Linked DNA regions of Homo sapiens: region 1 is linked to region 2. The links are chromatin loops, found by intact Hi-C in ENCODE. Cell type or tissue: A673. All regions are shown on one strand.

Region 1 (5,000 bases), 680 kb after region 2:
CATACCTACCAGGCACACTTGACATGCATTTATTGTCATTATTGTATCTAATATAACATTTCTTTTTTCTTTTTTTTTTTTTTTTTGAGGTAGGGTCTTGCTCTGTCACCCAGGCTAGAGTGCAGTGACGCAATTTTGGCACACTGCAACCTCCACCTCCCGGATTCAAGTGATTCTCCTGCCTCAGCCTCCAGAGTAGCTGGGACTACAGGCATGCGCCACCACGCCCAGCTAATTTTTTGTATTTTTAGTAGAGATGGGGTTTCACTGTGTTGGCCAGGCTGGTCTCGAACTCCTGACCTCAAGTTATCCGCCTGGCTCAGCCTCCCGAAGTGCTGGGATTACAAGTATAAGCCACCACACCTGGCCAATTGTATCTAATATAATAGTTCTGCAAAGCAGGTGCTATCCACACTTTGCCCTGAAGAATCTGAGGCTCAGTAAAGGTAAGTAACTGACAAGTCATGGAACTTGTAAGAGGTGGAGCCAGGAGTCCAACCAGGCCTGAATGTGACTTCAGAATCCCCTGATTTGCAGCCTAGAGCCTCAGTCTTGGCTACTGTTCTAGGACCAGCCCCACCTGGAGGTCCCTAACTCTGGTGCCAGTCAGGAGCTCACCTTTGTGCATGGAGCAGAGGGACCCTCCCTTCAGTGTGAGGACAGGGCACTGGGAGGCAGTCAACTCATGCCTGGGACACTGCTGGGGGAGGGCTAGGGGGAAACACTGGTCCATCCAGGCAGAACCAAAACATGGTAGGATGTTTTAAAAGTCCTTTTCAATTGCTGGGCACGGTGGCCCACATCTGTTATCCCAGAGCTTTGGGAGGCCGGGGGAAGAGGACTGCTTGAATTCGAGACCAGCCTGGGCAATACAGTGAAACCCCATCTCTACAAAAAATGAACAAAACTAGCCAGGTGTGGTGGCACGTGCCTGTAGTCCCAGCTACTCAGGAAGCTGAGGCGGAAGGATGGCTTGAGCCCAGGAGGTGGAGGCTGCAGTGAGCTATGATCCTGCCACCACACCCTAGCCTCGGTGATAGAGCGAGATGCTGTCTCAGACAAAGAAAAAAAAAGGCCTTTTCATATTCCAATTCCATTGAAATACAATACCCACAACATGGTGAAACAATTTGAATGTATGTTCAAATGGTTTGAAAAAGATGCTGCCCAGCAAGAGTGGAAAATGGACAAGCAAAGCACCAGTGTTTGTACAGACAGGAACGCTAAAAAAAAGGAAAGGGGAAGAGTTTAAAAAATAAAACCTTCTTTTTTTTTTCTAAAGTGGAGCAGAAAAATCTCAAAATGTGATGGGGAGATTGAAGAAAAGAAAGAGGCACGTCCTTCCTCCCAGGCTGGAAGATTGAAGGGTGCCTGGATAGATGGTGAATCTGAGATTCTCTCCAGAACCAGGAATGCCCACCTATGCCCCCTAGAAGGGTATATTCGAATCTCCTGGGGACCATTCACTGCCCACCAACATCCCACTCTCTAAATTTCTTGCCTCAAATTCTGATACGCTTTCCCAGTTGAAGGTCTTCCTATAGCTTTGATTACTGCTAGGAGTGTGCTAGTGCAGAGGGCAGAGGCAGCAAAGAATGGGCAGAAAATCAGGGAGAATTGCCCAAGTGTGGGTGACTTAGAAAAAGAGATTTTCCCCTGAGGAATTATATTGATGAAATCTAGGCTTGAAAGGTCCAAGTTCAAAGGTCTGCTTACTTTATTATCGTTTTACCCAGAGGAATGTGCCTGTTAGGTTAATATTTATTTTATTGAATAATCTAGTTTTAGTTACTGTCAATAAAAGTCAGCGCTACTTTTTATAGGAAAAAAAGGCAGTTTTGTGGCTAATTTCAGATCTCAGAGAGGTTGTTCCTGGGCCCATTGGCTCTACCGCCACCTGGTGGTAGATTCCTGTAGAACAGGGCTGGCCATTTGGGTTTCGGACCAGAACCCAAGTCTGAGAGGTTGGAATCCTGATCTGCTCACCCAGTAGCAGGGTGACCAGTTGGACAGACTTCCTCTCTCCCTGAATTTCAATTCCCATATCTTAAAATAGAGACCATAATATCTACTTTTGGAGTTTGTCGTAACAATCAAATGAGTTAACATATATGTAGTGCCTAGTGCATAGTAAATGTTTAATAAACTATTAACTATTAGCCTCATTGAAAAAGAACTTGATATCCCCATGGGCTTGTTTCCAGTGGTTTGCCATGGAGTTCTGTTCTCACTATTTCCATAACTGACTGGAGCAAAGCTACAGAAGACACGGCCCCTGCATCATGGCCGACACTCTGCTGGTCAGAGGCTGGGAGAGACTTACGGTTTGGAGGGACGGGCCCAATCTAACGGATTAAATTGTAAGAGGAGTAATGCAAGTTCCAAATGACACATAAAGTCTGCCAAGTGCACACATATTGGGTGAGGGACAAAAAAAAAAAAAAAGACCAAGTCAAAAACACTGAGGGATTTTGGGAACAGATAGCTCAACAGGAGCCAATTGGGTGACACAGGCACCAAAAATTCTAATTTCATCAACAGCCATGAAGGAACAACATATATGAAAAGTCTTTAAAATGTTCATACAGCCTAACCTTGTAATTCCACTACAAGAAATCTACCCAGAGGAGGAAATCATCAGAAACAATTGCATACAAAGATGCTCACTTCAGTGTGGTTTATAAAAATGAAAAATTAGAAACAATGTCCAATAATAGACAAAAAGTTAAATTGTGGTTTATCCATGCAGCCCTTTAAATTTTTCAAAGGGAAATGCACATGAAATAAGTTGAGGGGGGTGGTGAGAATCGGGCTCTCATTACAAATAGAGGACACATTGATAAAAGGCAGAATTAGATAAGATATAACAAAAGCCTATATGCAGCTGATAAGATAGCTTCAAAATTTATAATGCAAAAACTGACAACCCTGCAAGGAGAAATGGACAAGTTCAACTTTAGGAGACTTTAATACACCTCTCCCAGTAATTTATAGATCAAGTCAACAGTAACAACAACAACAAAAAGTCAGGAGACTGATTTGAGTAATAACTCCGTTTACTGCAATACCTCAGTCTCAGTGAATTGATTTTGTCTGTGCACTTATCAGGCAATTACAATAATTTGTTAGAATGACTCACAAACCCAGGGAATGCTTACTTATTATTCCTGATTTATTACAAAGGAAAATTTAAAGGATGCCAATAAACAGCCAGATGGAAGAGACGTGAGAAATAAAAATAAAATCCTGAGTACCTCCAACAACAACAACAACGACAAAAAATCAGTAAGAAAAAAAGAGGGCGGGCGTGATGGCTCATGCCTATAATCCCAGCACTTTGGGAGGCTGAGACGGGTGGATCACCTGAGGTCAGGTGTTCAAGACCAGCCTGGCCAACATGGAGAAACCCCATCTCTACTAAAAATATGAAAAGTAGCCGGTCGTGGTGGCAGGCACCTATAATCCCAGCTACTCAGGAGGCTGAGGCAAGAGAATCGCTTAAACTCTGGAGGCGGAGGTTGCAGTGAGCTGAGATTGTGCTACTGTACTCCAGCCTGGGTGACAGAGTGAGACTCAGTCTCAAAAAATAAAAAAAATTTAAAGAAGAAAAGATTTGAACAATAGAATTTAGAAGCTTAATATGAGGGCCCTGCATAGTACACTGCACCCTACAGCTGGAGAATACATGTTCTTTTCAAACACATCTGGGATGTCTGGGCACAGTGGCTCAAACCTGTAATCCCAGCATTTTGTGAGGCTGAGGCGGGCAGATTGTTTGAGCCCAGGAGTTCCATACTAGCCTGAGCAACATAGGGAGACCTCCAACTCTACAAAAAATTAGAAAATGAACCAGGTATGGTGGTGTGAGCCTGTAGCCCTAGCTACAGAAGCTGAGGTGGGAAGATCACTTGAGCCTGGGAGGTCGAGGCTGCAGAGAGCCGAGATCACACCACTGCACTCCAGACTGGGCGACTGAGCAAGACCCTGTCTCTAAAACAACAACAAAGACAGATAGAAGATTTATAAAACTTAACTACACACACACACACACACACACACACACACACACACATAAACGCAAATCAACTATTTCAGTATGTGGGGCTAAATTCTAAGGGGAAGTACAGGGAGTTTTGGGAGTCAGAGGCTCAGGGACGATCTCCCAGAGAAGGTTATGACTGGGCTGAGTTTGTGAAGATAAGTTATCCAGCTAAAGGAGGTGGGGCTGGAGGCTGAGCTATCTCAGGCAGGGCATACAGCAGGTCTGAGGGCCCCTAGGCAAACAGAAGTGAGTTTAGGGAACTGCAAATCCCTTCCCAGAATTCACCTCTTGCTTCCAGGCAGGGGCCCTGACATGCATCTGCAGGGGCCCCACTAAAAGCTATCGGTCAGTTTCCATCTCTAACAGGAGATGGGGGTCTTCAGTTACCATCCAGCCAGGGCATGTCCCCCAGAAAGGAACATGAGCTGGGCCCGAAAAGGAGCTGCCCAGAGCTCCAATGTCAGGCAGGATTGGGGAGCTCCCTGCAGGTGGGCAGGATGCAGGACCCCTGAGGCCCCACCACCTCCTAAGGAAGCCCCCTCCCCATCCTCTACTACTCCTAAAAAGCCTGGAGGGCCTCCCTGCAGGCTGGCTCAAGCAACATGGACTCCCAGCCCTTGCCCCGCCCAGGCTCACACATAGTTTCTCTGGGGCTCAGGCAATGTTAACACAGCTATCACTGGCTTCCTGCTCACCATGCCAAGCTGTCACACACGTGAGCTCAGGTCTAGGAAAGAACTCTAGAGGGGTTTGGAACACTACCTGTCCAAAGTCTCTGAGTAAGTGAAATGCAGTGTTTAGCCCAAACCTTCATTTTAGCTAAGTGCCTTCCTGTGTCCTCCCCAAGAACCACTCTCAGGGTACCCTCTCACCTGGTGTGGGGCCTCACTTTACCCTCCTTTCAGTCTCTCCTTCCTGACTACTGAGCAGGCAGGGAGATGTGAGAGCCAGAGAGATT
Region 2 (5,000 bases):
AGTTTGCTTTCAGTCACAGGGATCTGATATTCTATGTGGGTGGGACCAATGAAGCTTTCAATGATGTGTCTTCCAGGGAGGGTGTTTTTGAAATCAAACTGAGATGATAACCCTGAGAAATAGGATTGGACTTTTTAGCATCTTCTTTGTTACACATTTATAGGCATTGTTCTAACAAGGGTGTCTGTAGCATTCACCAGAATGTCAAAGCAGCCCATGACCCAAAAGGGTCAGGAACTCCTACTGTAGCAGGTCAGTGAGGTGGCTGCCCCTGATGGGTTGCCCCTTGCTGTTTAGAGCTTGCCTTTTTCCACCAAGAATTCGAGGCATCTTAAAGTGAAGACGTTATGCAGCTGGGTATCTATCAGAAGGATCAGGACGTGTGGAGGGGGAAGGTAGGAAGAGGATGGGGGTTGTTAATGGAGGGGGCAGTGGGGTTGGGTTGAGAGGAAAAGGGGTGGCACTAAGAACCCGAGCCTCTTTTTCTCTTGTCCCCATGTTATGAACAGTCTCTGGTCCACTAAATGCATTCAGTTCCCAGCTTCCTAACCATCAAGATACCAAACCTATTATACAGGCCCCATTGTATGACAGAAGGAAGCATCAGTCATGGGGAGAGATGGACTTCCTGACATTCACATCCAAGAGAAAGAAATTGGATATGAAGGCCTTCTCACTGACACATCACCCAACCCGTCTTGGAGGTGGCTCTCGCAGATGGGGGGCTGGCCAGGCAGCGACTGTCTTTCCCTCCTTCCCATGGGTCCCTCCCAAAGCAGCAACTGAGCAGGCAGGGCCTCTGGGGGCTGAGAAGAACTGTTCCTCAGGCGCAGCCCCCTCACAGCTGTCTCTCCTATTCTTCTCCCTCCAGCTCTTATGTTTGCACCCCTGGAGGGTCTGAAGGCCTGAGTAGGAGCTGGGTCCTGACTATGAAGTCTGGAGCCCCAGAGCTGGGGGAGAACAGGATGCCGGGTGGGAGAGACCTAACTAGGCCTTCTCAGCTGGGGGACCTCCAGAGGAGCCCCAACGCTGAGTCGCAGCCAGGACCTCGGAGCCCCAACGCTGAGTCGCAGCCAGGCCACAGCTGTCTGAGTGCTCACAGCCTCCATGCAGGCAGTGACCCAGCTCCAGGCATGTTCACATGCCATGCCCTGTCTGCATTTCCAGTGCCCACTGGACAAACCCCCAGCTTCCTCAGGCACCTCACACCCCACAGGCGCAACACCTCTTCCGGAGCCTCATCCCAGCACTGTCACTGTCACTGCCTTTGCGTCTTTTACTTCTCCCCGCCTCCTCTCTGCCAGTCTCAAAGCTTGTTACTAGCTGTATTAGTCTGCTCAGGCTGCCGTAACAAAATATCACAGACTGGGTGGTTTCAACAACTAACTTTCTCATAGTTTTGGAGGCTGTGGAAGTTGATCAAGTGTCAGCAAAAATGGTTTCCCCTAAGGCCTCTCCTGTTGGCTTGCAGGCAGCCACCTTCTCACTGTGTCTTCACACAGCTTTTCCTCTCTGCAGCCCTGGGGTCTCTACCTGGTCTTATAAAGACACCAGCTGCATTGAGTTAGGGTGCCACCCTATGACCTCATTTAATCGCAATTCATTCTTTAAAGGCTCCATCATCTCCAAATGCTATCACTTTGGGGCTTTAGGGCTTACAACAAATGCATTTTTGCAGGGACACAATCCATTCCATAACAGCTGAGTATACAAGGATGTCCTCAGAAGCAAGTAGGAACCATGGTATTGGATGTCCTCCAGGGAGAGGGAGGAGCTAAAGGGCATACTCCAGCAGAGAAGGACCTTCTGTCCTCCCTGCCCGTTTTTCCCCATCTGTTTGCTCTTACCTGAAATTCATCCCAAGAGTTTCATGATAATCACCTCAAGCTTTGATCCTAATTAAACAAATTTAAAAATCACATTTCTTCCCTGGAAGAGGTAGCGATTGGTTAGTTTAATAAAGTACTAGTCAATCAAGCTGAATGAGAATTCCCTGGTTTTTTTTTTTTCTTTTTTGTAGAGCCAGGGTCTCATTGTGTTGCCCAGGCTGGTCTCGAACTCCTGGGCTTTGGCAATCCTCCCACCTTGGTCTCCCAAAGTGTTGAGATTACAGGCGTGAGACACCATGCTCGGCCAAAGGCCCATTTTGATAAAAATATCTTAAAATTACAAAATGACCCATCTGGGGGTGGGTTGTGAAATGAAGCGTTTGGAATAGATTATCTTTGTGGTCACTTGCAGCTCGCTGGATAACCTTTAAAATTATACATTGGGTCGGAATCTCGGGAGTCAGATCTCCAAACAGCTCATGCCAAGAGCTTCCAGCAGGGGGCAGCAAGGCACCGTGAGCACTGGTTCCGTAACATCCCTCGGCGTCAGACGAAAACACCCTCACTTTCCACGTCAAGTGGAACTAGAACAAATCCTCCTTTGCTATCTGTGGCTCAAGAATGTTGTGCCCAGGCCAGGCGCGGTGGCTGACGTATGTAATCCTAACACTTTGGGAGGCCAAGGTGGGAGGATCGCTTGAGCTTGGGAGTTGTAGACCAACCAGCCTGGGCAACATAGTGAGACCTTGTCTCTGCAAAAAATAAAGTATTATCTGGGTGTGATGGTGCACACCTGTAGTCCCAGCTACTTAGGAGGCTGAGTTGGGAGGATCACGGGAGACCAGGAGATTGAGGCTGCAGAGAACTGAGATTGCACCTCTGCACTCCAGCCTGAGTGACCCAGTGAGATCCTCTCTTAAAAAAAAAAAAAAAGAATGTCGTGCCCTTAGAGAAAATGAGATTCTGAGCCAGTTAATGATTTGTCTCCAGGAAACCCAAAATTAAACATGAGAGAAACCCAAAGTTTCTTCCAAAATTACATTTATTTTTCTCAATTCAGAAAAGTCTCAACACCACAATTTATCTGTTTAATGTTTTCATTTACATTTGGCTTTATCCCAAAAAGGGTTTAACAGTGTCACCAAGTTACCAGGTCTCTGTTTCATCATATTTACACAAGATGAAGGAAACTCAATCTGTTCGTATTTGCCCCAGGTAATAGGTTCTATGTAGTGACAGGCATTTCACTATTTGACTTAGTGTTTGCCAAAATGAAGTAAGGGGAATTGGGTCCAGAGCTGAGGACAGATCCATTTGGAATGAAAGCATAATAACCTTGAAGTTATTCCAGTGACAAAAAATGATCAGTGAAAGATTTTCTAAGAGCAAGCAGGAATGAGGAGGCTGGCCCTCTGGCCAGCATGAGATGGGGTCTTAGGAACAGTTTGTCATTCAGTAACCTCCTAACAAACACTCGGGCAAGCCACTTCCCCTCTCTGAGAATCAGTTTCCTCTTCTGTACATAAGGGGAGAGGGTCAGTCAACCATCTTAGATATGGGAACTTAAGGGGACTTCATGGCCCTGCGGGAAAAAAGCTCAAATGTGTTTTTTTGCATTGGGCCTGCATGGGACGTAAGTGTTTCGGGAGTGAGGGGAGGCCTTGGAAGGGAACTGCTATTGCTAATGATGATTAAGAGATGACTTCGTGTGGGAACCACCACTCAACCCTTGCTTGTCTGTACAATCTATTTCCAGCCTCAGCCCCTCAGAACAAGGGGTGGTTTTTATGGTGTCTAGCCTGGAACTCTCTGTCAGTAAAAGCTGGAAGGGGCCAAAGGTATCTGCTCAGTGTTCCCCCTTGCACAGCCCTCACTGCCCCGAGCACCTCATGCTTACTTGACAAGCTGCAGTCTGGAGTATCAGACCAGCCTGTGTCCCATCCCTGAGGAAGTACACGGCCGCTTCAATCCCCACTGGGGGCACCATTTTAAGTCCGCTCAGAAAGAAAGAAACACACAGAGAGTATCAGACAAACACAAATTCTTTTGGTTTTAATCTTTACTTCCAATCCCAAACAATCTTGTTTCTTTTCATTATAAAAGTACTAAACAAACACGGACAGGAGAGGAAACTGACATTTGCAAACGATGTACCTTCAACAGGCATCTCAACAGCCCCATCACCAACACCTGTGTGCAAGGCATAGCCATCACGCAGAAAAGTCTCAGGACTCAGAACTACACCATAAATGCAGGATCTTTTTATTTCATATAAAAATGATCAATGTGAAAAAAGCCAAACTGTATGCTGGTTTTACAGACTCCGACCCTTCCTGACAGTCTTCTTGTCTGGCCAGGCTGGGGGCCCAGCATTCCTGGAAGGGAGAGACAGCCCAGCATCTCAGTATTTCATTGGGACAACAAGCTGGATGTGGCAGGGAAAGCTGAGAGCGCCAAGGTCCCCTTGCTTTATCCCAAGCTCGGAGGGACGCAGCCTGGCATGGCTCTGGCCTAGCAGCCAGGTGACATGGCCAGGCACCTTCCTGTACAGGCACTGTGGGCTCCTGGCCCAGGCTCACTAGAAGGTCTTCTCTGTGGTGCCTACCTAGGGAGCTGTGATCAAGCCGAGCAGCCGTGCAAGGCGTTTCAGTCTGACCTTTTCATCAGATCCCCGCTCCAGCCCCTCGGAGAAGGAAACATCAGTCCACAGTGCCATTGTAGGATTTGTTGAACTTGTTGAAGGTGAAGTCCACAGTGTGCGTGGAGATAGGCTTTCTGTATAATGGATTTGAAGCCTACAGAACACGGCGGGGAAGAGGATGAGGACACATGTTAGCTCACACACTCAAACCGACAGACGCAGGCCCTAGGATCCCTTCCCAGGTCAGCCCCCTGCGACAGCAGCAGGCAGAGCACTCAGGAGGAGACGGCCGTGGGCTCTAGGACAGCTCTGTGTTCCCCAGGAAAGCCATCGCCTTCTCTAAGCTTTCACTATCCACCTCTGGAAGGAGGAGTTGGGTCAGAAGGTCTCTGAAGTCCCTTCCAGCTTTAACAGAAACCAAGCCCAGGTTCAGCAGAAACTGACTGCGCTCAGTCCTCTGGGCATTTGCAGTCTGCCTGGGGTGACCAGACTGCAGGTGTGAGTGTTGTAATGGACCATAAGAATCTGAG

What was found. Peaks named below come from ENCODE experiments on the same cell type or tissue, not always from the same donor. Only the 100,000 strongest peaks of a DNase experiment are listed, where the experiment ranks them.
Region 1: a loop joins it to region 2, with 11 times the contacts of the local background. A loop is called at or near these places in 20 of 110 quality-filtered maps.

What each region holds. Positions count from the first base shown.
Region 1 is chr3:125,436,094-125,441,093 of GRCh38, forward strand. No RefSeq gene overlaps it. Among named protein-coding and RNA genes, the nearest start is that of ZNF148, 63 kb to the left of the region's middle. In A673, CTCF peaks have their summits at 1,915 (motif pointing left) and 2,126; a DNase peak (open chromatin) is centred at 1,868.
Region 2 is chr3:124,759,095-124,764,094 of GRCh38, forward strand. ITGB5 (integrin subunit beta 5) reads right to left here. Exons shown (of 15, transcript NM_002213.5): 15 at 2,854-4,624. The coding sequence ends at 4,529. Among named protein-coding and RNA genes, the nearest start is that of MIR544B, 29 kb to the left of the region's middle. RefSeq lists enhancers at 472-1,061, 1,062-1,651, 2,188-2,482. In A673, a CTCF peak has its summit at 2,313 (motif pointing right); DNase peaks (open chromatin) are centred at 1,757 and 2,357; H3K27ac peaks cover 534 bases.